Linked DNA regions of Homo sapiens: region 1 is linked to region 2. Evidence: read pairs that join two places in POLR2A ChIA-PET (ENCODE). Cell type or tissue: Panc1. All regions are shown on one strand. Links, peaks and the distances in the headings refer to the core of each region. The heading gives the core; the rest is flanking DNA. Region 1 overlaps LOC124903507 (a long non-coding RNA gene). Region 2 overlaps LOC124903508 (a long non-coding RNA gene).

The links. ChIA-PET counts read pairs that join two places held together with the same protein. Peaks named below come from ENCODE experiments on the same cell type or tissue, not always from the same donor. Only the 100,000 strongest peaks of a DNase experiment are listed, where the experiment ranks them.
Region 1: POLR2A ChIA-PET joins it to region 2 with 6 read pairs; 7 of 35 experiments call an interaction of 5 or more read pairs at or near these places.

What each region holds. Positions count from the first base shown.
Region 1 is chr15:64,715,398-64,718,309 of GRCh38, forward strand. LOC124903507 (a long non-coding RNA gene) reads left to right here. Exons shown (of 3, transcript XR_007064679.1): 3 at 2,669-2,912. Among named protein-coding and RNA genes, the nearest start is that of OAZ2, 14 kb to the left of the region's middle. RefSeq lists an enhancer at 2,670-2,912. In Panc1, for the core only: no CTCF peak of the experiment used is centred there; no DNase peak of the experiment used is centred there.
Region 2 is chr15:64,834,216-64,837,127 of GRCh38, forward strand. LOC124903508 (a long non-coding RNA gene) reads right to left here. Exons shown (of 4, transcript XR_007064682.1): 4 at 1,718-1,921. Among named protein-coding and RNA genes, the nearest start is that of PLEKHO2, 6.2 kb to the right of the region's middle. In Panc1, for the core only: a CTCF peak has its summit at 1,740; a DNase peak (open chromatin) is centred at 1,666; H3K4me3 peaks cover 1,030 bases; H3K27ac peaks cover 1,484 bases.

The sequences.
Region 1 (2,912 bases), core at 286-2,785, 120 kb before region 2:
GACGGGATTTCACCATGTTAGCCAAGATGGTTTCGATCTCTTGACCTCGTGATCCACCCACCTCAGCCTCCCAAAGTGCTGGGATTACAGGTGTGAGCCACCGGGCCCAGCCAGTTTTTTTAACTAAACATTTTATTGGCGGGACGTGGTGGCTCACGCCTGTAATCTCAGCACTTTGGGAGGCCAAGGCGGGTGGATCACTTGAGGCCAGGAGTTTGAGACTAGCCTGGCCAACATGGTGAAATCCTGAGTCCACCAAAAATTAGCCAGGCGTGATGGCATGTACCTGTAGTCCCAGCTACTTGAGAGGCTGAGGTGGGAAAATCACTTGACCCTGGAAGATGGAGGTTGCAGTGAGCTGAGATCAACACCACTGCACTCCAGCCTCGGTGACAGAGCAAGACATGTGTATATATATACACACGTATATATATATATACACGTATATATATACACACGTATATATATACACACGTATATATGTACACGTATATATATACACACGTATATATATACACGTATATATATACACACGTATATATATATACACGTATATATATACACGTATATATATATATACACGTGTGTGTGTGTGTGTGTGTGTGTGTGTGTATATATATATATATATATATATGATGTGCTAAGTTGGCATGTAGGTAAAAACCATACATATAAATGTAATAAAATGTATTAAAAAATGTGAGCTGAGCCCAGAAGCTTACTTCTGTAATCCTAACACTTTGGGAGGCCAAGGCAGGAGGATCACTTGAGCCCAGGAGTTCAAGACTAGCCTGGGCAACATAGTGAGAACTTGTCTCTACAAAAAACAAAATTAGCCCAGCCGCAGTGGCTCACACCTATAATCCCAGCACTTTGGGAGGCTGAGGTGGGCGGATCACTTGAGGCCAGAAGTTTGAGACCTCCACCTCTCCTAAAAATACAAACATTAGCCAGGCGTGGTGGTGCACACCTGTGGTCCCAGCTACTCGGGAGACTGAGGCAGGAGACTCTCTTGAACCCAGGAGGTGAAGGTTGCAGTGAGCTGCGATCGCGCCACTGCACTCCAGCCTGGGCAACGGACTGAGGCTCAGTCTCAAGACAGGAAAAAAAAAAAAAAAGCTGGCCAAGTGTTGTGGTGCATACATGTAGTCCTAGCTATTCAGGAGGCTGAAGTGGGAGGATCATTTGAGCCCAGGAGTTTGAGACCAGACTGGGCAACATAGGGAGAGCCTATCTCTACAAAAAAAGTTAATAATTAGCCAGGCATGGTGGCACACTCCTGTAGTCCCAGCTACTCCCAGGAGGCTGAGGTGGGAGGATCACATAAGCCCGGGAATTTGAGGCTGCAACTGAGCTATGTATGACTGCACCACTGTACTGTAGCAGAGTGAGACATCTGGGCAGCAGAGGGAGACCCTCTCTCTAAAAACAAAACAAAACAAAAAAGCCCTAGAGGATCTAAGCCCTCCTGCCCCTCCAGCCTCATCCTGTGCTCCTCTCTTTGGTGGAGCAACCCTGGCTTCTTCTCAGGGCCTCAAACAGGACCAGCCTCTTACTATTCCCTGACCTGGACCACCCTTCCCCAGATCCTCCTGAGGCGGGGCTGGCTCCCCATCCTCAGAGAGCCCTTGGCAGCATCCCTGTTCCCTGTGTATTCCCTCATGGCATATCTGTAATGCATTCATCTGCTGCTTCCATGTTCATTGTGTGACACTCGTGTTGGACTGAAAGCTCCAGGTGGGTAAGAAGCGAAGAGCCTGGGCCACATGAGGTGCTCAGTGAATACTTTTGTGTATGGCAAAATTCAGTGAAGAAATTTAAAGCATGAAAGCTTACAGCAGAGTTGGAGAGATGTAACTTACATATCTGAAACAAGGCAGAAGCACGAGAAGACAGCAGCATCAGTGCAGAAGTGGGCCGCTCAGCCCGCGAGTGCAGGAGGCGCTGAGAAGAACAGGTGTCAGCTCTCTGCTGAGAACAAAGACAATTCAACGCCACTTTTTCAAGGTGAAAATAGAGCCCAAAGCCCTGAAAAAGGAAATTAAAAATAAAGGTTCTCTGAGGCCCAAGCAAGATCAGGATGTCAAGAGCCTGGCATTTTTCTTCTGCTCCCTCCCAAAGCTGCCTTTCAACATTGCACGGTGTTCCTTAAGGACATCACCAAAGAGTCAGAAAACCTGCGAGTCCTGGTTCTCCCCCTTTTCCTGGCTGCTGATCCTGGCAAGGCACATGTGCTCTTTGTACCTCTGTTTCTCAGCTAAAATTTGAGGTTGGGAGTAGACTCTTAGGGTTCTTTTCCGCGATAAAGACTTTTCCAAGTGGTCACTTGAGCCACCTCATAAGGTCTAGCTTGGATCCCACTACCAACCCTTGAGTCAGGATCATGGTTGGGGGCGGAGGGAGGAACTGGCTTCTAGAGGCAGCAAAAGACTTGTGAGGAGCCCTGCCCCTTGGCTCACAGGGCAGGAAGCGCCTGGCGGAAGGTGAAGCAGTTGAAAGCACTAGAGCTGGAAGTGAGTGAGGGGTAGTCCTGCCTGGGGCGTAGGGTTCCGGTCCCAGGCAAAACATTATTTTAGACCAACAGGAAAAACAAAAGTAATGGTTCCCACCAACTTCCCAGCTCCAGGAAGCTGGGCATGACTAGTGATTTTTTTTTCTGTTCCTCTAGCCTGTGAGCATTTCCACTCGTCTGCCAAGGCAGAGACAGCCCCATCCAGAAGCAAGAATGAGACCTCGGGGCCCTGGCGCCCTTGAGCCAACCCCATCTCTGTTCTCACAACTTGCCTTGCCTGACCTCTGGAGAAAAACTTCAGAAAATATCACCCTTTCTTCCCACCTGCTCCCGCTGGCCAAAATCCCCATCAAAGCCTGGCTTCAGCCCCTCAGACTGGGAACTCTATCCAAATGGAGTG
Region 2 (2,912 bases), core at 162-2,661:
ATTTTTTTTTTTTTTTTTTTTTTTTTTTGAGAGAGGGTCTGGCTCTGTTGCACAGGCTGGAGTGCAGTGGCAAGATCTTCACTCACTGCAACCTCTGCCTTCTGGGCTCAAGCCAACCTCCCACCTCAGCCTCCCAAGTAGCTGGGATTACAGGCACACACCACCATGCCCAGCTAACTTTTGTATTTTTTGTAGAGACAAGGTCTCACTATGCTGCCCAGGCTGGTCTCAAACTCATGAGCTTAACCAAACCGCCCACCTTGGCCTCCCAAAGTGCTAGGATTATAGGCTTGAGCCACCATGCTGGACCATGTTTACATGTTTAATGTAAACTTCACATACAGTGAAACACATAAGTCTTAGGAGTATCATTAGAAGACCTTTGCAAATTAATATACCTGTGTAGCCCAAACCCCTATCAGGATTTACAACTGTGCTGTCCAATACAGTGGCCACTAGCCACATGTGGCTATTTTAATTTAAACTTAAATCAATTAAAACTAAGTGAAACTCAAATCCAGTGCTCAATTGCCACATGTGGTTAGTGGCTATTACATTGGATAGCACAGATAGGGGACAGTCTCCTCCACTGCATGAAATTGTAAGAACATTATCATCACCTAGAAACTTCCTTTGTGCCCCTTCTCAGTCAATCCCCACTCTCAGTCCTTAGACAACCTCTGTTCTGATTTTATTTTTAACCATGGATTAGTTTAGCTTGTTCTAGCATCTTTTTTTTTTTTTTTTTTTTTTTTTGAGACGGAGTCTCGCTCTCTCGCCCAGGCTGGAGTGCAGTGGCGTGATCTCGGCCCACTGCAACCTCTGCCTTCCAGGTTCAAGTGATTCACCTGCCTCAGCCTCCCGAGTAGCTGGGACTACAGGCACGTGCCACCACGCCCGGCTAATTTTTTGTATTTTTAGTAGAGACGGGGTTTCACCGTTTTGGTCAGACTGGCCTCGAACTCCCTACCTCGGGTGATCCGCCCGCCTCTGCTTCCCAAAGTGTTGGAATTACAGGCGTGAGCCACCGCGCCCGGCTGGATGTATGTTTTAATTTGAGACGGAGTCTTGCTCTGTCGCCCAGGCTGGAGTGCAGTGGCGCGATCTCGGCCCACTGCAACCTTCGCCTCCCGGGTTCACGCCATTCTCGTGCCTCAGCCTCCGGAGTAGCTGGGACTACAGGCGCTTGCCACCACGCCCGGCTATTTTTTTGTATTTTTAGTAGAAACGGGGTTTCGCCATGTCGCCCAGGCTGGTCTCGAGCTCGTTACAAGTGATCCACCCACCTCGGCCTCCCCAAGTGCTAGGATTACGGGCGTGAGCCACCGCGCCCGGCCTGGATTTATGTTTTAATTTATTTTGAATAAATACCTAGGTGAGAAATTCTGGGTCATAGAGTAGTTGTATATTTAGTTTCATATGAAACTGTGAGATCTTTCTTCAAAGTGGTTGTACTCCCCACACAGGATTTTGTCTGAGCAACAAAGTCCCTGAAGGGAAAGGTATCGAACATGTAACTAGACACTGCCTGGTGGTGGATTAAAGGTCCTCGGGTCTTCGCTCCTCCCCGCTCCACGCGCCGTGGGCCTACCAGCTGCATCCTGATTGGCCCGCGGCGTAGGGAGGCGAGGCCAGAGGGAGCCCTACCTCCTGGGGCTGTACTTCCTCCCCTTCGGCTTCGGGCGGTTCTGGGCATCCGCCCGACACTCTGCTCCCTGCTGCCGCCGTGAGGTCAGTCTGGATTGAGGTGCAACGCTGCTCTCGGATCTCGCCCAACCCAAAGCCTGGTTTGGAGGCAAGATCTCAAGAGGAAAGGGTTTTCTTCATTTTGAAATTTCCTCCTCGGAATATCCTTCCACACGTCTTATCTGCTCGCTGTCATTGAGAGGTCTCAGTTCAGTCCCTGGCTCATTAATAATAGCTACAATGACATTAGCACAGAGGGGGTTATAAAATGCATTTTTGGCATTATCTCATGTGATACTACTCAAAAGGCCCCGTCCCTTCCACCTTAGGACCCTTTCTCTCCAAGCTTTTTGCCCTCCCGCTTTCGCAGCCCGAAGCTTACAAGGACAGTCTGTAGAAGAGCTGAACGGGAAACGGTATTTATTTTACTGTCTTCCAGTTTCCAGAGCAGGACGGCACCTTGCACTGTCATCACCGGGCAGCGGACACTCATTTTGTTGAACCTCTCATACAGCTGATCCTCTCTTAACTTCCACGACTTCACACTCCCCTCGTTTCTTCCTGTCTACTGGCTGCTCCATGTTAACCTCCTTTGCTAACACCTCTTCCTCATTAGACCTCTCACTGATCCTCTCTCTCTTCCTTCCCTCCCTCCCTCCCTCTTTCCTTCCTTCCTTCCCTCCATCTCTCCCTCCCTCCCTCTTTCCTTCCTTCTTTGGTGACTCAATTATCAACTACATGATGATTCCCAATATTCTATCTCCAGCCTGCCCTTCTTCCCAGAACACCAAACAATATCCCCATTTGTCTTCCTGAGATTTCCACATGGATGCCAATAGGCATGTCAGATTCACTTTCTCCAAAACAGAGGTTTTAATCTCCTTCCCCAGTACCATATACGCCTGTTTTCCTCCTTTCTTTATCATCTCAGTAAATGGCACCACCATTTTGGGCTCAATTTAAAAACCCACGCCATATCCCTGATTTGTTTCTTCAACTGCCACATCCAACCCACCATTGAAACCCGATGTTTCTTGTCTTTTTTATTTTCTTTCTTTTTTTTTTTTTTTTTTTGAGACGGAGTTTTGCTCTTGTTGCCCAGGCTGGAGTGCAATGGTGCAATCTTGGCTTACCACAACCTCCTCCTCCTGGGTTCAAGCAATTCTCCTGCCTCAGCCTCCCGAGTAGCTGGGATTACAATCATGCGCCACCACACCTGGCTAATT